Regions from separate parts of the Homo sapiens genome. Here region 1 is linked to region 2. Evidence: read pairs that join two places in POLR2A ChIA-PET (ENCODE). Cell type or tissue: Panc1. All regions are shown on one strand. Each heading gives the region's core, and the rest is flanking DNA. Links, peaks and the distances in the headings are about the cores only.

Region 1 (11,534 bases), core at 4,245-6,744, 130 kb before region 2:
TAACCAGGGAACAGAACCCCCGATTCTGTTCTCCCACTTCGACTTCCCTAAGAAGAAAATCTCCTCTATGTCAGTTCCCAGTTAATCAGGGAAAGGCAGCAGTTTTCTTTTACAACTTACCTTTCTCAACACTTGTTTCCTTTAACACAGCAGAATCAGACAAAAGCAAAAATAATCCCTCAGGTGTGAAAAGGTTCATTGCCTGACTGGCTTGATTGAAGAGTGGAGGGTGGGGCGGATGTCAGCTATTATTTTTTTGAGGCAACCTTATTCCTGGTCCACCGTCTACACAGAGCGACTCTTCTATCCTGGCGCCTGATGTCTGTAGCTGGTCTCTGGAGGGGATGTGCTGCAAAGTGATTCCCAGGGGAGCCAACATCTCCTCCAGAATAAATTATTGAAAACAATACTTAACAGGAAATGTTCATGAGAGCTTCAGACAGACTGAAGTGGTTTCAGATCATCTGAGAGGGCTGACCTAAGGGCCCGCATAGCTGTGGCTGTCTACCTGCCTGCCAGGGCTGCTGGGGAACCCTTTGCTATCTATCCCCGTGGCTCATGGGACTGTGGAGTATGTGATTCTTGTATTTGTTCATACAGATTGCGCTGCTTGTGCCTGGGTCCTGTCTTCTCTTCTCCATCAGATATTTAACTCCTCGAGTCCTCGAGAAGAGAGGCTTCTGTGTCATTTGTTGTCACTGTGTGCCATCCAGTGCACTCAGCAAGGTGGCCAGCTCTGTAGGGAACCGGTCATCACTGTCAATGAACTAGGAAAAACCACCATGTAAAAAAAAATAGCCCAGGGAGGATTACGGGCAATGATTTCCTAGACACTTCCCCGTCACAGGCTTCAGCCTTCCTCGCTGTGATTCTAGTGACCAGAATCCAGTCACAGCCAGCCTCTGTCTCTGATTTGGAAGCATTAGAATCTATAGCTTTCTACCAACAAGAGAACAGCCCTTAAGCTCCAGGACCAAAAAAAGGAATGCGCTCTTCCTCACTGACTGGGTGGCTGCCCAAGGTGAAGATGGGATAGGGGGTCTGATCTCTCCCTACTCCATCCTCCCCTCTCACCCCACTAGTACAAGGTCTCAGAGACCACTAAAGACTTCACCTGCCCCTGACACCCACTGACACATGGCAATTTCTGACCCTAAGTGGATGCTTCACATCCTCTGACCACCACCATTCCCTCCCCATCCCTCCTCCTCAGGGCACATCCTGAACTCTTTATAAAAGAAAAAAGAGGGCACCATGCCTTTAGCACAACACAGATGCCCTGGAGTGTGGCAAACAGGGCCCTTGTTCCTGGCCTGGACCCTGGGGTGGCTCAGATCCCACTTCTGGGAGGAGGGGGCAGCTGGTGGAGGAAGAAACAAGACCTGAGGGGTGCAGGCATCCCCTCAGCACCAACAGCCTACACCTCCTCTCCCCGTGCCAGTCTCTGATCGACACCCTCCCCCTCCTCTGGTCTTTGAGGCCGCTCCCTCCTCCAGACTCCTGGGTCCTGCACACATGGGGAACTGGATGAGGTCCTAGGAGTGAGCCACGTGGCTCAAGGTAGCTCATCGGAATAGGAATTCAAACTGTGGCCAAAGAAGAGAGAAAAATGGGAGGCCAGAGAAGCAGAGCATCGGGTATGGGGATGAGGCTGGGCCACAAAAAGGAAGGCCCATCTAGGGGTCAGAGGCTGGCAGGGTGCCAAGCAGAGCAAGTGATGCTGTAGAAGACTGGTTAGGAGAAATGGTACAGGCGAAGTCCATGAGCAAACCAGATTGGGGTCTGCTAGTATGGAATCCTGGTGATGTCTTAGCTCTGGGATGGAGACAATCCTTCAAGTCCATCTTAGGTGTTAAATCGATGATGTTCAGACTTGGTTGGGGGAAGGGAAAGAGTAGTTGTGATTACCCTAACCTTACCCAAATACAGCAATGGCCCGGGACCCAATTCAGGACTCAGAGGGCAAGCCAGACCCTGCCCTAGCCAAATAATGCAGCAAGCCCCTTGCTCAGTGGTGAGGAATAGCTAAATGTGGCCCCTACACCTGGGGTAAACCAGAGCCTAACTTTAGCTTCCTAGGAGCATATGCAAAATGTGCGGCCAGCTGCCCCTGCAGCCTCACCCAAGGCCACTTCTCTTTTACATGCTGCACCTGTGGGTATTTGCATGTTTGGCCAGCTCGCAAGCCAGTTCTGAGGCTGAGAACATCCTAGTCTCTCAAACGGGATTCCTTGTTCCCTTGGGAACCAGCTCCTCCCTCCCCTCCCACCCTAGAGGCAAAGCCTTGCTTTCTGCATTTCTGCCCTGTGGGTGGGTGCCATGGAGGGGAGCAGCCTCGCAGAGGAGGCCTAAAGTTTTGAGCGGAGTAAAGGACAGCGACACCTTACTTGCGCCTTTGAGAAGGGAAACAACCAGCTCAGGAGCCGCAGTCCGGTCTGGTCTGCCAGCTCCTATTTCCCCCTCCTCTTGGCTGCTGGCCTTTTGTTCTTGTCATGGCTCATTAGCTCCCTAAACAGAGGTTGATTAAAGAAAATAAAAGGAGAAAAATAGGGAAATTAATTGCACTGGTGAAAGGTCTAATGGGGAAGGAAGTTAAAACCAATTGTCTTGAGATTTTAATTATCCCATCTGCTCTCTGGCCCCTTGATGGTGCATAACCAGAATGAAATGTTAATGTGGGCACTAAACATATTTTACACCCACTTCCCAGTGAGTTCTCTGGTCTCCTACTTGAAAGCTGGTGAGCCCAGGCATCAGGACGCGCCACTGGGACCTGTGTACTGGGTGATGCCAGGCAGATGGGAGGACAGGAGGCCCTGCCTGTGAGGACTATGGAGTAGGGACTATGGAGCAGTGTGTGTGATGCTTCCTTGGCACGATGGAAAGATACAGGGTTGGGTTGCAGGAATGAAGAGAATAGGAGAGAAAAAGAAGCCTCTCTTTCTATGTCACTCCCTGGAAGAACTCAGAGTCCTGATGTCTGGTCTTAGAAGGACTGGTACATTTTGGAGGAATATCAAGAAACAGATATGAGCAGTGGGAAGAGGCCAAACAGTAAAGCCCCAAGTGCCCCTCTGGCAAGAGGAGCAGATTTTGCTGCCAGGAAATCAGAGCTAGAGTTCCCTGCTAGTGGCCTCTCTCCTTTCACCTCATTTATTCTTCCTCTTCACTGGACGATGCCACTCAAAAGAAAATGCAAAGATGGGCTGCACAGTTCCAGCAAGAGTCTCCATGGCTCCACTAAAGTCAGATGGACTCTGAACCTATAGGAAACATCCAAACAGATGGGAAAAGAAGAAGTAAATCCCTTCTGAGTAAGCAGCCACTAAATTAAGCTCTATTAGTCTGTAGGATATGTGGCAGATTGGTTTGCCCCCATTTGAAGTCCAATTCCTGGCCAGGCACAGTGGTTCACACCTGTAATCCCAGCACTTTGGGAGGCTGAGGCAGGAGGATAACTTGAGGCCAAGAGTTCAAAACCAGCCTGGTCAACTGGTCAACAGAGCAAGACCCCTTTCTCAATCAATCAATCAATCAAATGAAGTCCAATTCCTGCTCTGCCCACAGTGGGTCATTGAAACCACTGGCCCTTCAGGTGAGCCCACTGGTTCTCTCTTAAGGTGGGGACTATTGATGTCACAGGCCTGAAGCCATTCTACTAGTAGATATCACAATAACACCAATTGAGATCCTAACCCAGAAATCAAAGTCTATCCCATTTAACACAATACCTACACCCACATGCCTTTGGTATATAGGTGGTAACTATATATAGCTGGGAACGTGGAGATACAACTTATGCCACTTTCGTCAGTTTCCCACTCTTAGTGTTGTGCAATACAGTAGTCTCCCCTTATTTAAGTAGTCTTCACTTTATTCAAAGGGGGACTACTGTATTGTATGACATCCAAGATCCCCAGTAGATGCCTGAAACCTTGGGTAGTATCAAACCCTATATATACTGTTTCTCCCTATATATGCCTGTGATAAAGTTTAATTTACAAATTAGACACAGTAAGAGATTAACAACAATAACTGATAATAAAATAGAACAATTATAATGCTATGCTGTAATGAGTCACATGAATGGGGGCTCTTTCTGTCTCAAAACATCTAATTGTATCATATTCACCTATTTTCAGACCATGGTTGACCGTGGGTAACTGAAACCATAGAAAGTGCAACTGAGGCTAAGAGGGGACTACTATAGAAGGCAACCCTCAGCAGTGTGGACTGCTGGTGGAAAAGCTAGGAACAGCACAGGCACCAGAGTGTACAAAACCACCTCCACATTAAGCCCGTTATTTAAGTCTGCCCAGGACCGTGAGGAATTGACATGGTCCTCTCTGTTGAACCCCAGCATTAAACCACTTTCCGCACCAATACCATCTTCATTCCTAACACCTCTGGCCTCAAGAGGAAGGATCTGGGGTGAATACACTGTCAGTCTCTCGGATATTTTTTCCACGTATAATGCTGCAACATAAAGCATTGAACAATAGGAGAACCACTAGAAATAAGTTTCCCTGATGCAACCCAGAGAAGAGAGTTGGTGCTTTTCTTTTGTATGGACCTGGGGTATTCTTGGAGAAGTAGAGGAAATGACCTTGTTATTCTCTGCTAAGATGGATTTTCCAGAGAGTTATAAAATCTAAACGACAATCGGCTAGCACACAAGGAGCACCTGTGTGGAAGAGACTGCGACCCGGGTGAGTGCTCTTGTGGGCAGCAGATTTGGGTCTCTGCATGTGGTGGACTGAGATACAGAATGGGTCTGACTGGCAGAGAAAAGTGAAAAGGGCAATCCAAGAATAACAGCATGGAGGAGGAGAAAAACCCAAAGAAATATACCTTCAAATGACCATCTCTTTTTGGACATCAGAAAAGCGAGTAGATCATACTGTTTGGTCCCAAATGGTATGGCTTTGTCCCCTAGCCCCTGGATGTGGAGAAGTCATGGAGCTATGCAAACGTGGAAAAGCCAAGGAAAGGAATATTTCACATTTATATGGCATTTTACAGCTGCTTTCCCCCACATGGTTGTGCTTGATGTTCACAACCACATCTGAAGCAGACAAGAATTATCTTCATTTCACAGATGAAAAATAGTCTGAGAGGCTAAATGACTTCTTGAAAGCCACACTCTTTTTCCATGGCAGAGCTGGGATTAGAACCTGAGTGTTCTAACTTTAAATTCTGGGCTCTTCTAGTGATGTCAGTGGTTTTTCTTTTTTCTTTTTTGAGACGGAGTCTCACTCTATCGCCTAGGCTGGAGTGCAGTGGTGCGATCTCGGCTCACTGCAACCTCTGCCTCCCAGGTTCAAGTGATTCTCATGCCTCAGCCTCCCAAGTAGCTGGGATTATAGGCATGTGCCATCATGCCTAGCTAATTTTTTCTATTTTTAGTGAGATGGGGTTTCACTGTGTTGGCCAGGTTGGTCTCGAACTCCTGGCCTCAAGTGATCCTCCTACCTCGGCCTCCCAAAGTGTTGGGATTACAAGCACGAGCCACCACACCTGGTCCTATGTCAGTGATTTTTAAACTGTGTACCCAACAGAACATCCTCAGAGAGGAAGAGGATACTGGCTTCCCTGATCACTCAGATGACAGCAGCTACAGTCTTACTTGCCTTATGTATTAAAAATTTTAGTATATAAGATTTTGTTTGTTAAAAAAAAAAAAGGATTAAAATAAGTTGGCAAGTCGCTGCCCTCTGCCATGATCCCTACACTGGGGAGGGGGGATGTTCAGCTATAACATAAGGAACAAGTACAAGCAAGGAAAGGACCAGCCCCCATGGGCGTGGCCATTTCCCAGTGAACCCTCAGCAAGTGCATGCTCCACACTTCAGGTTCTCTCTTAGATGGGGAAAGAAAGAGCTGAGGGCTGTCAATTTGGGGACGTTCTTCCTGGACTGACTTCATGGGATGCTGCCTGGTCAACTCCATGAATCTTGTCCAGGCAAATCTAAACCCCTCAGCAGACTAACTCAGCCCACCCAAGCTTCATCAGCTGCTGCAGCCCAGTGCCTGGTAAGCAATGCTTCCAGGCTCCTCCCAACCTGGCCTCCAATGAGATGCACACTCACCCTACAGGTTGGCCTATGTTGGCACATCACCTGTTCATGGTGCAAGGCCATTCAAGGTGTCAGTCCCACCAGCCTGAGCCCTAAGACCTCCCAACAGTTTGTCCTTTTCCTCCAATCTCTTCTTTCCATATGGCTCTGCCTGCTCCTCAAATGCTATTCCTATCTTTGCTGGCTTTGGCTTCCCTGTAGCTGTTTAGAAACACCCTCCTACTCTTCTCTAGCTTCCTGGTCAGCAAATATTCTGGCTTATCGAGGGCCTCCTGGTGCTGTGAAGAGTCAGGGCAAATCATTTCATGTTTGGTTTTGTCTCTTTATCCTGGACCATTAAGAAGCTGCCTGCTACAGAGAAAAGACTTGTCTGAAGTCGGCCTCTCTGATCATCATGGCTGATGGGCCTAAATAAATCCCTTTGTTCAGATTTTATAAAGCACGTATGACTTGGCTTTTGTTATTCATTTTCACATCTCTCTTCGTAAACTGTGTGTGACATAAAGAAATCAGACAGACCTGGGTTCAAATCCCAGCTTTGTACTTACTAACTATATGATCTTGGACAAGCTACTCAAGCTTTCTGATCTTCTTTTTCCTCACTTATATCAAGAGATAATACTATCTACTGCACAGGGTTGTTCTTGTTTTTTAATAGAGAATAAATGAGATAAAGAATCCTTTACAGTGCTTGGCACAGAGTGAGAGTTCAATAGACACTAGTTTCTCCTTCATCCTTAGGATAGAAACCAAAACTTATCCACGTTTCCCCAAAACCTAGTAGAGTAGCTGGCACATAATATATTCTCAGTGAATATTCATTGCTGGAGTGAAAGAATGAAACGTGACCTCAGCTTACTGCAACCTCTGCCTCCTGGCTTCAAGCGATTCTTCTGCCTCAGCCTCCTGAGTAGCTGGGACTACAGGTGTGCACCACCATGCCCAGCTAATTTTTTGTATTTTTAGTAGAGACAGGGTTTTACCATGTTGGCCAGGCTGGTCTTGAACTCCTGACCTCAAGTGATCCATCTACCTTGGCCTCCCAAAGTCCTGGGATTACAAGGATAAGTCACTGTGCCCAGGTAAAACATATTTTTAAATGAAATGGTGTGTTATAGCATGTACTCTTTTAAAATTATTTATCTATCTTTCAAAAGAAAAAAATGCCTGGAAAAATATTAGCTGGCAATGGCTATGTCTGGTGGGTGGGAGGGTAGTAATTTTTACTTTATATATGATACTTTCAATATTGTTTGAAAAGTTTTTAAAATAAGCATCATTTTTATAATCAGAAAAAAATAACTTTTGGGGGTCTGGGTATGGTGGCTCATGCCTGTAATCCTAGCACTTTGGGAGGCCAAGGTGAGCAGATCACTTGAGGTCAGGAGTTTGAGACCAGCCTGGCCAACATGGTGAAACCCCATCTCTACCAAAAAGATAAAAATTAGCCAGATGTGGTGGCGGGCACCTGTAATCCCAGCTACTTGGGAGGCTAAGGCAGGAGAATCACTTGAACCCAGGAGGCAGAGGTTGCAGTGAGCTGAGTTTGCGCCACTGCCCTCCAGCCTGGGCAACAGAACAAGACTCCGTCTCAAAACAAACCAAAACACATAAAGGGGTATAACAATTAGTGTGTATATATTTTTTGGTTATAAATGTCAATACCTACCTTAAACTCATTTACACTCAAAGGAAAATGTATTTGGAAGGCTAAGAGGACTGCAGGAAGGTCAAGGTGTGGCTGCACCTCAGAAGAGCTGGAAATGGATCTGGCATGCTGCTGTTACGCCCCCCTCTCTCTGCAGCTCTGGGTGTGGGTGTCAGTCCTTCAGCTACAGGCCAGCTTCCTCTATCTGGTGGGAAACGCCATCCCGATGACTTCAGAGCTGCTAACCCCGCCACAAAGAGACAATGAGCACTACTCTTTGGTCCCTAGGTCATCAATTCCAAGCACGTACTGCACTGTCCCTACTTGGGTCAGATGTCCATCCCTTACCCAGGCTTTACAGCTGGCCCACTGTGTGGTCCATTCCCAACCATGGGTCCATCACTGTGGGCCAGGAGGCAGAGTCGTGTAAGAAGAACTGTATTAATGGCTTGAGAAATAACTGTTCCCTCTCCCCCTGCACTCTTCTGCTGTGAGCTGCTATTTCCTTGGAGATAGGAAGAGAGGATAGGAAGTTCTGAGCCTGTTGGCTTAGTTTCCATCTTCAGAGGAGGGCCAGGGAAGACTGGAGGTAGGAAACTGGGCAGGCTTGGATCAACAGTTGTTAACATCAGAGACAATGGTGAGCTTCCCTGACAAGTTCCTGTGACGGTGCAAAGTCATTTCATCTGAGTTCTCATGGAGCTCACAGCTCAACCCAAGAGATGAATGCTGGATAGAGTAGCCTTCATTGTCATTCCTTTACCTCTCTTCCTGGGCACCTTCCATCACTTCCCTATAAGCAAGAAGAAATGTCTTCTAAATGATGAAGGGTTATCTTGCATCAAACACCCCAGAGCTCAAGAAAGCATTCATTGGCTTCTATTTCTCTGTGCACTCTCTGCTTTGTTTACTTAGGAGATTGTAATTTAATTTTTTTCCAAAATAGAATGACTTTGTCTAAAAACCACGTTTAAATACAGTAGGACCTCATGACATCATAGCTCATGGTTAGAATTCAATTTGGAATAAGTCTTGATGTTGGAATGGGATCACTGCACTGGGAGCCCCTGGTGGTCAGGAGCTGTGCTTTAGCCATCGCCGAACTCCAGCATCGAGTGCAGTCCTGCTGCCTGATACACACTCAGAAGTTAAAGGCACTCAAAAGTCCTATGGTTCATTCTTTTTTAAAAATTTAATTTTTAAAATATGACACATAATAACTACATATTCATGGAGTACATAGTGTTTTCATACATATAATGTATAGTGATCAAGTCAGGATAATTAGCATATTCATCATCTCAAACATTTATTATTTCTTGGTGTTGGGAACATTCAATATCCTCTTTCTAGCTATTTGAAACTATACATTATTGTTAAATATTCTACAGTGGTATAGAACACTGGAACTTATTCCTCCTCTCTATCTGTGATTCTGTATTCTTTAACAAATCTCTCCCTGTCTCTCCCTTCCTCCTACCCTTACCAGCCTCTAGGATTCTCTGTTCTACTTTTTTCGTCTATGAAATCACCTTTTTTTTTTAGCTTCTACATATGAGTGAGAACATGTAGTGTTTAATTTTCTATTCCTGGCCTATTTCATTTAACATGTCTTCCAGTTCTATGTTGCTGCAAATGACAAGATATCATTCTTTTTATGGCTGAATAGTATTCCCTTTTGTAGATATATACCACATTTTCTTTATCCATTCATCTGTTGCTGGACACCTAAGTTGATTCCATATCATGGCTATTGTGAAAAGTGCAATAAACATAAGGATGCAGCTACTTCTTCAAAATACGGATTTCCTTGCTTTTGGATAAATGCTCAGTAGTGGGATTTTTAGACTGACTACCAGTAGTTCTCTTTGTAGTTGTTTTTTGTTTGTTTTTTTGTTTTTCGAGGAACCCCCATACCGTTCTCCATAGTGGCTGTATTAATTTACATTCCTCTTATACACTGTTGGTGGGAATGTAAATTTATACAGCCACTATGGAGAACGGTATGGGGGATCCTCAAAAAACAAACAAACAAAAAACCCAGCAGTATATAAGCGTTCCCTTTTCTCCTCATCCTCACCAGCCATTGTCATTTTTGTCTTTTTGATAATAGCCAGTCTAACTGGAGTGAGATGATACCTCATTGTGGTTTTGATTTGCATTTCCCTGATGATTAGTAATGTTGAGCATTTTTTCATATATTTGTTGGCCATTTGTATGTCTTCTTTTGAGAAATGTCTGTTCAGATCATTTGCCTATTTTTGATCAGATTTTTTTTTCTGCTGAGATGTTTGAGTTCCTTGTATATTCTGGATATTAATCCCCTGTGGAACGAGTAGTTTGTAAATATTTTCTCCCATTATGTAGGTTGTCTTTTCATTCTGTTGATTGTTTCCTTTGCTGTGTAGAAGATAATCCCATTTAAAAATTTTTGCTTTTGTTGCCTGTGCTTTTGAGGTCTTATTCATAAATCTTTTCCCAGACCAATGCCGTAAAGTGTTTCCCGTACGTTTTCTTCTAGTAGTTTTATTGTTTTGGGTCTAACACTTCAATCTTTTATCCATTTTGAGTTGATTTTCGTATAATGTGAGAGGTGGGAGGTCTAGTTTCATTCTTCCGCATACGAACATCCAGTCTTTCCAGAACTATTTATTGAAGAGAATATCCTTTCCCCAGTGAGTGTTCTTGGCACCTTTGTCAAAAATCAGTTGGCTGTAAATACATGTATTAATTTCTGGGTTCCTTATTCTGTTTCATTAGTCAATGTGTCTGTTTTTATACCAATACCATGCTCCTTTGGTTACCAGAGCCTTGTAATATTTTGAAGTCAGGTAGTGTGGTGCTTCCAGCTTTGTTCTTTTTACTCAGGGATTGCTTTGGCTATAGAGTTCTTTTTTGATTTCATACAAATTTTAGGAGTGTTTTTTCTAATTCTGTGAAAAATGACATGGTATTTTGATAAGAATTACATTGAATCTGTAGATTGCTTTGAGTAGTATTGTCATTTTAACAATATTAATTCACTTGGTTCATGAGCACAAGATGTCCTTCCATTTGTTTGTATCCTCTTCAATTTCTTTCATCAGTGTTTTGTAGTTTTCCTTTGTAGAGGTCTTTTGCCTCCTTGGTTAAATTTATTCCTAGGTATTCTTTTTCTTAGCTATTATAAATGGGATTGCCTTCTTGATTTCTTTTTCACCTAGTTTGTTGTTCATGTTTAAAAAATGCTACTGCTTTTTGTATGTTGATTTTGTATCCTGCAACTCTGCTGAATTGATCAGTTGTAAGAGTTTTTTGAGTAGACTATGTTTTTCTACATATGAGATCATGTCAAACAGGGATGATTAGTTGTTTCTTTGGGTTTCTGTTAATTTTTTTTTTTTTTTTTTTTTGTCTATTAAGGATGTCACACATTTCTCCAAATCTTCTGTTCCTACAGTAAAACATTTTCAGAGATATGTTCTTCCTCTGAGTTTTTGGGATGATGTTCCCTTTATCTTGTTCCATAGATTTTCCCACACATAATTCATTTTTTACCTCTCTACTCATCCTCGACCAAGGTACAATCTATCCTTCTACTAACAGAGAGGCTACTTGAACTACCTGGGTTTGGGCTTGCCTAAGACTGAGAGCTTTCCTAGAGAGCAGGACTTACAGTTCTAAAACTAGGACAGTCCTAGGTAAACTAGAATGGTTAGTCACCCTAGGGGTAGTTACCAACATGAAAGGGGGTAAGAGAGAGGGAATTTGGGAAAGAAAGGAAGAACTGAGAAATTATGGACTTTCAACCCAACCCTAGTTTTATGGTT
Region 2 (11,534 bases), core at 4,765-7,264:
TTGAAGCCACTGTAATGTTTTCTGTCTACAGGGCAATAAAGCAGATTTGTATTAATGTTTTTTTGTTTAGGAGGCAGTAAAGTAGGGTGGTTAAGACAAGGGGCTCTGGAGCAAGACTGCCCAAGATCAAATCCTGGTGCTGCCACTTTCTCTTTGTGTGACCTTGAGTTAGTTACTTATGTCTAGTACTGCAGTGTTGCCATGAGGGTTGAATGATCAAATCCATATGAAGTGTTTAAAAACCACCTGGTACCTGGAAAGCACTGGATAAATATTAGTTAAAACTGTATGCAGAATCGTGTATGAATTGTGTGAGGAAATTGAAGATATGGTTCCTTACTTTCAAAAATACTTAGAAACTAGCTGGGAAGAGAAAGCATCTGCTTATAATATGTCTTTAAAACAGGTACAACAGGCCGGGCACAGTGGCTCACGCCTGTAATCCCAGCACTTTGGGAAGATGAGGCGGGTGGATCACTGAGGTCAGGAGTTCAAGACCAGCATGGCCAATATGGCAAAACATCGACTCTACTAAAAATACAAAAATCAGCCAGGCATGGTGGAGTGTATCTGTAATTCCAGCTACTCGGGAGGCTAAGGCAGGAGAATAGCTTGCACCTGGGAGGTGGAGGTTTCAGTGAGCTGAGATCACGTCACTATACTCTAGCCTGGGTGACAGAACGAGACTCTGTCTCAAAAAAAAAAAAAAAAAGAGGAAAGAAAGAAAGAAAAAGAAAAAGAAACATGTCTAACATTAAAAACAGCTTCTTTAGTCAAGGTATGCACTGTCATATCCCTAATAAAAATCAAGAAATAAGAATTAAGGAAACAAGGGATAAAAGAGAATGTTTTCTGGAGAAAGTGAGCCATGACCTGGATTTTGAAGGAGCTGTGGTTTAATCATTGTGGAAATTTTAATTTGAGGACTTTGGTAAAGTAACTTGTCCATTATCAGTATTGTTCACCTCAATTTGTTATGTATGAAAACCTTTCAGTGAAAACTTTCTGTGTGCGAGGCATTGGGATGGTGGTAATAAAGGACTACAAATTCAAAGACACCTTTATCCTCAAGGAACTTATAGTCTATTACAAGAAGTTATACATTAATGAAATACAAGACAGAGAGTGCCACGGAAGGGCAATGCCAACTGGCAACACAATAATAAGCACATTTAAAAAATGGGTTAGTCTTTGGTGCACAAAGGAGCTCAGATGCCAAATGTAAAAATGAACATGAGGAACATGAGGGGAATCTAGTCCTTTAGGAAGGGCCTCGTGGGGTACAATAGCTATTAAGACTAGTTCTACCTTGCCTTTGCAGGATGAGAAATTTAATCAGGCTGTTCAGAGGCTGATGAGACTCCCATTAAATGAACAAGAAATGAATCAGAATAAGAATTTATTAGATTACATAGCTAACCAACAGAACTGATCATCTGTACAACCCCTGACTCTCCTCTCTCCATCTCCACCCCCCACCATTCCTGGTAGAGAGATTCATTTTAGGAATAGATTGTGTATCAAGAAATTGCTTGGTATGAGTCAGAAAGATTGACATTTTCCACTCTAAGAATATTTGTATTAACTATGTGATCACTTTTGTGTCCAGACAATTATTTTTCCAGACTCCTCTTTTTATATTTTTTCTATTATAACACATTCTTTTTTTCATGTGAAGAGAGATTTTTAACATGTTACAATTTCCAAGTTTACACTTTTAGTTTCTTCCTGATGACATTCAAGGAGGAAACTTAGTTTCTTATCAGTATGTTCTAAATCCCACTATAGCATGGGTTATGTTGGAAGTTTTTCTGTAGAAAACAAATACTAACCTAGTAGTTGAATTATTTCTTTTCCTGAGGATTTCATATTCTTCCTGACTTTTTGTCTCCACCTCTTGTCCTAGATCTTGAATACTATTTTTAGACTTAAACTTCTGTTTGCTGGTTATATAACAAATTTTATACAGTTAATTGAATAGGATTCATACCTCATTTGAAACCTAACTCATTTGTAGCTTAAGCATCCATTTGGCTGTCGCTAGGGGGTTGTATGAAACCTGAGAAAATCATACTGGTGCCCTGCATAATGGAAAATAGATGTATTCAGGTAATATCAAATTGAAATAAATATCCAAGGAAAAGAAGTCAGAAGACAGCATATGTTTGTAAGAAGAATGGGATGGAGCTTTGTCCTTCCTGAAGGGGGATAGATGTTGAAGATGATTAATTGTTCTGATACCATGAGCTGGCTGTCTCTCTTAAGATATTGCAGAGATGTGGCAGGAGAATGAGATTTTACAATGCGAGTTTGGAGCCTGACGTGGGTTTATCATTTGAACAACTCAGGAGAGAATGGGGTGTGTTGATTAAGTGCTACCCAGGTAAGTTTGTGTGAATTCCCTTTCCAGGCAAGGTGGGCCCGCTTCATTTTCCAGGAGCCTGACCTGGACATGGGTAGGACAAGGCTAGCCAGGGGTTGGGGAAGCGGAGAATTGGAAGGTGTCTGAAAGATAGTGTTGAGGGACAAATCTGGAAGTAGGCAAACACAGCCCAGCCTGCACATTGGTGTTTTGATCCGGGTCAGCAATTTGGAAACAAAGGAAAGAAAATGGAGACGACTAAGACCCTGCAGGTCTCACAACTTCAAGTGAACACCAAACACTCAAATTAACTTCAGTGATTTCAGGAAGTGCTCTGAAATTGACATTATGACACATAACCATAATACTACTTATAATACCTGAAATTTTAAAACTTTTTTTTTGTTTGTTTTGTTTTTGAGACAGAGTCTAGCTTTGTCGTTCAGGCTGCAGTGCGATGGTATGATCTCAGCTCACTGCAACCTCCACCTCCCAGGCTCAAAAAATTCTTCTGCCTCAGCCTCCCAGGTAGCTGGGATTACAGGTGCCTGCCACCATGACCGGCTAATTTTTGTATTTTTAGTAAAGATGGGGTTTCATCGTGTTGACCTGGCTGGTCTTGAACTCCCGACCTCAAGTGATGTGCCTGCCTCAGCCTCCCAAAGTGCTGGGATTACAGGCGTGAGCCACCGCACCCAGCCTTAAAACACTTTTCAAATTTATCTTTGCTTTTGTAATATTATTTAATCCTCAGGCTAAAGTTATAAAGAAGATAAGGCAAATATTCTCATCCTAATTTTAAAGTAAAAGAAACTGGATATAGAAAGGAAGGTTGAGTTGTTTATTGTGGTTCACTGGGAGAACAGGGACTAACTTCCACATCACCCTGCTCCCATTATAATGTTATTTCTACTGGGATAAATAGTGAGAAGTATTAATAAATAAAAGACCAGTCTTTAATAAGGAGGCTGGAAAATAGTCTATATCTCAGCCCTTTGGGAAGCCAAGGTAGGAGGATTGCTTGAGCCCAGGATTTCAAGATCAGCCTGGGCAACACAGTGACACCCTTCTGTACAAAAAAAAATTTTTTTTAATTAGCTGGGTGTGGTGGTGCGTTTCTGTAGCCCCAGATACTCAGGAGTCTGAGGTGGGAGGATCACCTCAGCCCAGGAGGGCAAGGCCGCAGTGAGCCATGATCATGCCACTGCACTCCAGCCTGAGCAACAGAGCAAGACCCCATTTGAAAGAAAGAAAGAAAAGAAAGAAAGAAAGAAAGAAAGAAAGAAAGAAAGAAAGAAAGAAAGAAAGAAAGAAAGAAAAGAAAAGCTACTCAGGAGACTGAGGTGGGAGGATCACCTCAGCCCAGGAGGGCAAGGCCGCAGTGAGCCATGATCATGCCACTGCACTCCAGCCTGAGCAACAGAGCAATACCCCATTTGAAAGAAAGAAAAAGAAAGAATGAAAGAAAGAAGAAAAGAAAGAAAGAGAAAGAAAGAAAGAAAGAAAGAAAGAAAGAAAGAAAGAAAGAAAGAAAGAAAGGAAGAAAGAGAGGGAAAGGGGAGGGGGGGAAGGAGAGGGGATAGAGAAAGAAGGAAGGCAGGAAGGGAGGAAGGAAGGAATGATGGAAGGGGGAAAGGGAGGGAGGGAAGGAAAGAAGGAGGAAAAAGAAAGAGAAAGAAAGAGAGAGAAAGAGAAAAAAAGAGAAAGAAAAAGAAAGAGAGAAAGAAAAAAGGACTCTGTATCATAATTAGCTGGGTGTGGTGGTGCACGTCTGTAGCCCCAGCTACTCAGGAGACTGAGGCGGGAGGATCACCTGAGCCCAGCAGGTCAAGGCCACAGTGAGCCATGATCATGCCACTGCACTCCAGCCTGGGCAACAGAGCAAGACCTCATTTGAAAGAAAGAAAAGAAAGGCAGGAAGGAAGGAAGGAAGAAGGAAGGAAGGAAGGAAGGAAGGAAGAAGGAAGGAAGGAAGGAAGGAAGGGAAAGAAAGAAAGAAAGAGAAAGAGGGGGGAGGAAGGGAAGGAGGGAGGGAGAGAGAGAGAAGGAAGGGAGGAAGGAAGGGAGGGAGGAGGGAAGGGAGGGAGGGAGGGAGAAAGGAAATGGTTTGGCACAAGGAATAGAAAACTACTCGCACCAGCTTAAGAAACAGACAGCAGACAAGCACCAGGATATACAAGCAAAAAAAGGCCAATGGGTCTGGAATTGGAAAGACAGGAATCATCTCTCATGTGGTTTCTGTCCCCCATCAGCCTTGTACCTCTCGTTGGAGACTGGCTTCCTTTCTCTGCTTACTTGTGTCTTTTCTGCCATTAATCAAGCATTACATAACTTTGTGGTTTGGCTTCCAAGGCTAACTGACTGTTTCTCAGTGACCCTTTTCCAAATTCCTGGGGGAAGCAGGAAGATTGAGCTTGGCCTAGGTCCTCCATCACCTTTGCAGGTCAGGGGAGGGATGTGTACAGGTTCACAGTCACTCAGGGCCACCATTTTACTAGAGGCTGTAGGTCATGGTAGAAGTGTAGGAAAAGAGGTACATGCACAATGACTATGATAAAATATAGGATCACCAGTTATCAGTATTGCCATATAATTAAAAACCAAAAAGAGGACGGTATACCTTAATTGATTATAATAAGATGCCATGTTCAATTCAAGGGTATTGTTTATTATAGTTCAGGGTCTTATTTTGGGCACTTGAACCAAAAGATCGTAAAGGATTTAGGAATAAATCAGATGAGAGTTACAAACTTTATTTTGATTAGAGATGAATAAATTTTAATGAAGATAAATGGAAGCATTAACTCTATAGATTAAAAATAGTTTTAAAAAATAGATACAAAATTAAAAAGATACAAAAGGGCACACATTGAAAACTTAGTCTCCCTCTTACCCATACCCCAGCCCTCAGTTCCCCTTATCGGAGGTAATCATCATTGTCAATTCTGGTGTATTCTTCTAGAAATGTGCTCTCTGTATTTAAACACAAAGTTCCATATCTTGCTTTTTCCAGTATGCCATAGAAATCATTCCATGTGGGTCATTTAGAGCAACCTCATTTTTAAAATGGCTGCACAGCATTCCAGTGTATGGGTGTAATGTAATTTTTTGAACAGTCTCCTACTGATGACATTTAGTATATTTAGTCTTTTACTATTACTATCTTTGCGTATACCTCTTTCTAAACACAAGTGACTTTATCTGTAGGATAAAATTCCTGGAAATGGAATTTGTAACATTTTTAATTTTGAGAGAAATTGCCAAACTGTCCTCAGGAGAAATTTTACCAATTTCTTTCCCATTAGCAATTTATAAAGCACTGATTTGCCTACATTCTTAGCTCAGTGTAGAGTTAAAATATGGTTAGGTCTAGAGTTTTTTTGTTTGTTTGTTTTTTAGAGACAAGGTCTCACTCTGTGGCCCAGGCTGGAATGCAGTGGTATGGTCATAGCTCACCGCAGCCTCAACCTCCCAGGCTCACGTGATCCTCTCACTTTGGTCTCCCAAGTGGCTGGGACCACTAGCACACATGACCACACCTGGCTACTCTTTGTATTTTTTTGTAGAGACAGCTTCTCACTTTGTTGCCCACGCTGGTCTCGAACTCCTGGGCTCAAGCAGTCCTCCTACCTAGGCCTCCCAAAGTGCTGGGATTAGAGGCTTTGAGCCACCACGCCTGGGCTAGAGTCTTTTACTCTCTGGGAAACTTCAATTTACCTTCCAACTTCCTGTTAATATCTTTATGTTAGCTATTATATTTGTAATTTGTAAGAGCCTTTTTCTGTTCTTGATTGTAACTTTTTCATAGCATCATAGCCTTATTTGAATGCAATGTTAATGAACGCAATGTTGTATCTTTCCACAGATATTAATTAAACTTAAAAAAAATTCTCCCTGTTCCTGCCATTTGTTTTCTGGAGGGGACAGGTATGTTGGGGGCTGGTGAGGGGGTGGGTGTTGGTTGGGACTGGGAGATGCTCTCTGCCTATCATGTTAGAGACTTTCCTAAAATGTTTGGTGGTGCTGCACTGCTTGCTCATAATTAAGAGTCAGATACCTCTCCTCAATCTCTCCGGTTTAAATCTCCACAGAGCAAAAGTGCATTCTCCCTTTAGGGTGGGGGTGGCGTGGTAGCTTGAGGTAGGACAGAGGCTGCAACTGTTCTTTTTACAGACTTTTATCCAATCTTGTTTTTAGAGGCATTTCTCATCCCCATTTTCCTTAGTATCTGGTGTCTCCAATTCCTAAAATTTCCAAAGTTCTGCGGTGCAAATCAGCTGGCTTATTTTTGCCTTTCACCTCTACAGGCAGTTGATTTCATTTTTCTCTGCTTAGCTAACTCAATTACTATTTGTCTTTTTCACTATCTTCCAAAATTTATCATTTGTTAGCATCTCTTCCATTCTTTTTGTTCTTTGTTATAATTTTAGGGAAATTTGGGGAGGTAGCACAGATAAACATGTATATTCAATTTACCAAGTATAGAAGGTGGTCAGTAAATTTGGCTTTATCTGCCAGAAGCACTGCCTCTGTTGTGGGTATATTTCAAAATTAATAACATTGATAGGAACAAAAGTATAAGTAAGTCTTCGTGAGTATTTATATTTAGATGTAACTCAGCCCTAAAGCCCATTCATTAGTTTTGAAGTGATTTTATTTTAGGTTCAATGTGTATGCTGTTAACATTTATAGTGTAATACATATCAGTACATTCCTACCAATTTTTTGAAAAATGACTAACATATCCGGCTGTTTTCATTTTTGAAGTCATGTTTTCTAACTAGAGTCGTAGTTTGAAAGTCAATTTGTAACTAATTTTATTACCACTTATACTTTCTCAAGTCTGACAATCTTAATTAATAACTACTCTGTTATAGTGCCTTTTAGTGACAAATACAATTGCCAGCACTCAACAATGAATATCAAGCCTGTATATGTTGGTTTATATCATAATTAAGAAAGTCTCTCTTGCTGAGTGGTCTCAATTAAATGTAGTAAAAATTATATAAAATGTACTGGTTGATCTAACATAAGTACTTTAAAATGCTTATGTTACTAATTTCCAGAAGGAGTAAGAATCTTTCTTTCTGGAATGTGAAACCACAGATAGAATTGCATCTCTCCAGGAAAGTAGACTCAGTGGTTATGCAGTAAGCCTTTCCCATCTGTAATGTGATAACCAACTTTATTACTGTGCTATTATGGTAGAAAATTATCTCCTGAAACATATATTTTTAATACACTTGGGTGGACAAAATGAGGAATTGAACCTAATGCCATTTTTTTTTCCAATTTAACTTTCCCATTATTCTAAAAGTGTTAAGATTTTGAAACTAGTTTTACTCTGCGGAGCTCTTGAATAAGTTTCTATAACAGGACTAAATAATAGAAAATACTAAACCTGTATTAGACGTGTACCGAGTAGCACATGTTGGATTGCTGATTGATAGCACAAAGCATATTATATTCAATAAGTATCTTTCAAGCCTCATTGACATCTGTGACATTGTGTTGTTAACTGACAAATACATGGGAAACGCAGTTTTATAGGGAGGCAATAGAGCATGGAGACTATGAATCGGTCTGCTTGGATCTGATAACTCACTTTGCCATTTCCTAGCAGCATGACCTTGGACAAGTCATTTAACCTTGTCCCACTACCAAAATGTAGCAAAAATATCTACCTTTCAAGATTGTTGTGAGAACTAAATAAGGTGACATAGGTGAGGCATTTAATGCATTGTCTGTCTATTATAAATGCTCAGCAAAAATGAATCCAGGGAAAAAATCAGGGATCGTGCTCTCCAGGAATTTACAGTCTGTTGGGGGATATGAGAAGTTCACACTTTGACAAAACTGTAAGGCATTATATAATAAATTGCCAAAGTGAGACAGGATGCCAATGAAAACCTCAACAGGAATTTGGAGAAGGGAGACGTCAGTGTGAAATAGACATATCAATCAGCACATCCTCTAGGAAGGAGTAGAGGTGGGTCTTAAGTCAGATCCTAAAGAAACTGTTAGAACAGACAGAGAGAAAGGGTAGGGAAAAGGTGTACTGCAATGAAATGATAGGAGTAGGGGAGTATTTGGTGATCAGAGAATAAGTGTTTGCTTATTGAATACATAAAAGAATGGTTTGGCTAGTGTGTAGAGTGGTGATGAAGTGAATTAGTAGGGGAGACTGGGGCAATGGTAGTCCCTAGATATCACCTTACTAAATCAAAAAGCAACAGCTAGGGATTTTTGAATTGGGAAGTGAGGAGGATGAAGAAGACATGTGACACAATGAAGATAGTGGTGTAGGAAAAGGTGTGTGAAAAGAAGGGGGTGGGGAGTAGCTAAATCTAAGAGATCAGTTAGAATTACCTTTCTACATATGTGGTTGGGGCTAATAATTGCAATAAAATTTTTTACAAGAGTCAGGACTAAATGGATACATGACGAAGGAGAGAAAAAGAGTTAAAGGTCATTTTAAAGCCTGAGAGAGAAAAGAAATAATGGAAACAGTGATGTTGCAGGGGATGTTGATTAAGGAATTAAATATTTTCAGTTTAAAAAGAAAGCAACACCTTTGTTGTTTTTATAGAAGGTATACATGCTTCTAGCAAAAAAACCCTCCAACAACAACAAACAATGGAAATATATAAGTAGAAAATGAAAGTTCTCTTCTCCGTCCCCCAATTCTATTATCTTGTGATAATCTGTTGTATAGCTTTCTAGGCTGATTTCTATGTACATAAAAGGAAATGAAATCATAGTATGCATATTTCTCTTCAACTTTTTTTTCCAATATTGGTTCATATAGAGCTATCTTTTCATTGTAAAAACATACTGTGATTTTGTATTTACTGACTCACCTATTGATGGACATATATTATTCTAATTTTTGCTATTACAATGCTTAATGAACAGTCTTGTATATCTCTTTGAACAGCATCACAGTATTTTTTTTAAGACAAATACCTATGTGTGAAATTGCTGGATCAAAGTCTATGTACATTTATGTTTTTCATTGACTTTGGCAAATTGTACATGAAAGAGATATGCTTATTTACACACCCAGGGTATGAAAGAGTCTGTGGGCCACATCCTTGCTAGAACAAAATATTACAAATCTTATTAATTGGGCAAGCTATTAGGCAAAACAAATCTTGTTTTAATGTGCATTTCTTTGATTATTGGTAAGGTTGAATAGATTTTCTTAGCCGTTACAATTTTTTCTTCTATTTGTTTTTCAGTTTGAACCTACAGAGGTTGAACTGATGATGAAATGTCCTAATGTAGACATCATGGGGGCAATGAGAGATGTGCTACAGAAGCCTGGGTAAGAATTACTAGTGGAGCAGTGATAGTTCAAAGAGTAAGGCCGCATATGGGTTCCTTGTATAATCATAGAAAGAAGACAATACAAAGCTATTAGGAAACTCAGAGTCAGGAAGGAGAGAAGAGAGACAGTGATAGAAACTGGCAGTAGCAGCTTAGCAGTTGTAGAGATAGAAGTAGAATCAAGATTGTCCTCTGTCATAACTGGTTAAGGGACTTTGAGCAAGTCTCTTGAATCTCTGAGTCTCAGTTCCCTCATTTATAAAATGAAAAGGTGAATAAGATGCCTCTTCAATTATAAGACATCTTGTCTCTAATTTTAACCTGAAAGGTGAGACAATTTCATGGAGGCAGTCAACAACTTCAGAAAGCATAAGGGATCTTGCAGTAAGGTGGTTATTTAAAATTACTCTGATGTTATAGTCTATGAATTGCTTACTTCTGCTGCTCTTGCTTCTTTAAAATTGTAACCTTAAATAAACCGTTCTATTTTGAACTAATTTCAAAATTATAGAAAGACTGCAAATAATATCTACTCTTTACCCAGAGTCGCCTATTATTAACATTTTACCTTTTTATCATTTCTGTTTTCTCTCTCACTATATATGTGTGTGTGTGTGTGTGTTTTTTCAGAACCATACCTATGTCCTGGCCCTTTATTCTGAAATACTTTAGTATATATTGTCTAAGAATAGAGACATAACCACAGCACAGTTACCAATTTCAGTGACTTTAACATTGATGAAATATTTTTATCTGATCAATCTACCATCAGTTTTCCAATTAACTGAATAATGTCCAATATAGCATTTTTTTCCTCCTCCAGGAAAGAATCTAGTCTAGTATCTCATATTACATTTAGTTGTCATGGCTCTTCAGCTGGAATATTTTCACAGCCTTTGTCTTTTATGACAGTGACATCTTTGAAGGATACAGCACCCCTTACCTCTTTTAAAAAACAAAACAAAACGTTGCTCACTTGGAATTTGTCTGGTATTTCCTCATTAGATTCCTCATTTCCTCATTATATGCTATGTCTTCGGGGAATCACATCTGGAGGCAAATGATGTCCGTCTGTCCCTCAATTGTGATGTTAATTTTGATCACCTGGTGAGGGTTTTGTCCAATTTATCCAGTGTATAATTACTCATTTCCTTGCAACTAATAAGAAGTCTATGGAAAAATACTCTAAGATCATGCAAATATCTTGTTCCTCATCAACATTTCTTCCTATGTTTAGATATAAGATGGTTTTTGCCTTACCCAATCTTTGCCCTAACTGGTTGCAAAATGATGATTTTCTAACTTCAACAATCTCTCAACACTCTACCATAAGCAAGAGTATTTCCTTTTTCTCCATTTGTTTTATCAATTAATTATTGGTATGCCTTTATGAATTCCTGTTTTTTTAAAAAATTTCTAACCTATTTTAACATGCAGGATATATAAAAAGAAAACTATAGAGATGAACACTCAACCAAAATCCTTTCCTATCATTAAATATAAAGAATAATGCTTAAAAATATTATAAAGGAAGTAGAATACAATAATAATTCACTTATCTGGAAAAAAAGTTGCCTGGTAAATGTAATGATCCAAAATATAGAGGAAAATATCAAAGCAAGTGAAAGGTCTTTACACTAAGTAAATGCCCCCAAAATATCAGAGTTGTTTTAGCCTTTTCTTATTTTATATGCTTATTTATTTATTTATTTATTTATTTATTTATTTTGAGACAGAGTTTTGCTCTTGTTGCCCAGGCTAGAGTGCAGTGGCAAGATTTCAGCTCACTGCAACCTCCGCCTCTAGGGTTCAACTGATTCTCCCGCATCAGCCTCCCGAGTAG

The links. Peaks named below come from ENCODE experiments on the same cell type or tissue, not always from the same donor. Only the 100,000 strongest peaks of a DNase experiment are listed, where the experiment ranks them.
Region 1: POLR2A ChIA-PET joins it to region 2 with 11 read pairs; 6 of 35 experiments call an interaction of 5 or more read pairs at or near these places.

The regions. Positions count from the first base shown.
Region 1 is chr1:178,579,373-178,590,906 of GRCh38, forward strand. It overlaps LOC105371632 (a long non-coding RNA gene), which reads right to left and starts at 6,488. Exons shown (of 4, transcript XR_922315.3): 1 at 1-6,488. RefSeq lists an enhancer at 1,892-1,941. In Panc1, for the core only: no CTCF peak of the experiment used is centred there; no DNase peak of the experiment used is centred there.
Region 2 is chr1:178,708,831-178,720,364 of GRCh38, forward strand. It overlaps the pseudogene TRUND-NNN7-1. Among named protein-coding and RNA genes, the nearest start is that of RALGPS2, 11 kb to the right of the region's middle. In Panc1, for the core only: no CTCF peak of the experiment used is centred there; no DNase peak of the experiment used is centred there.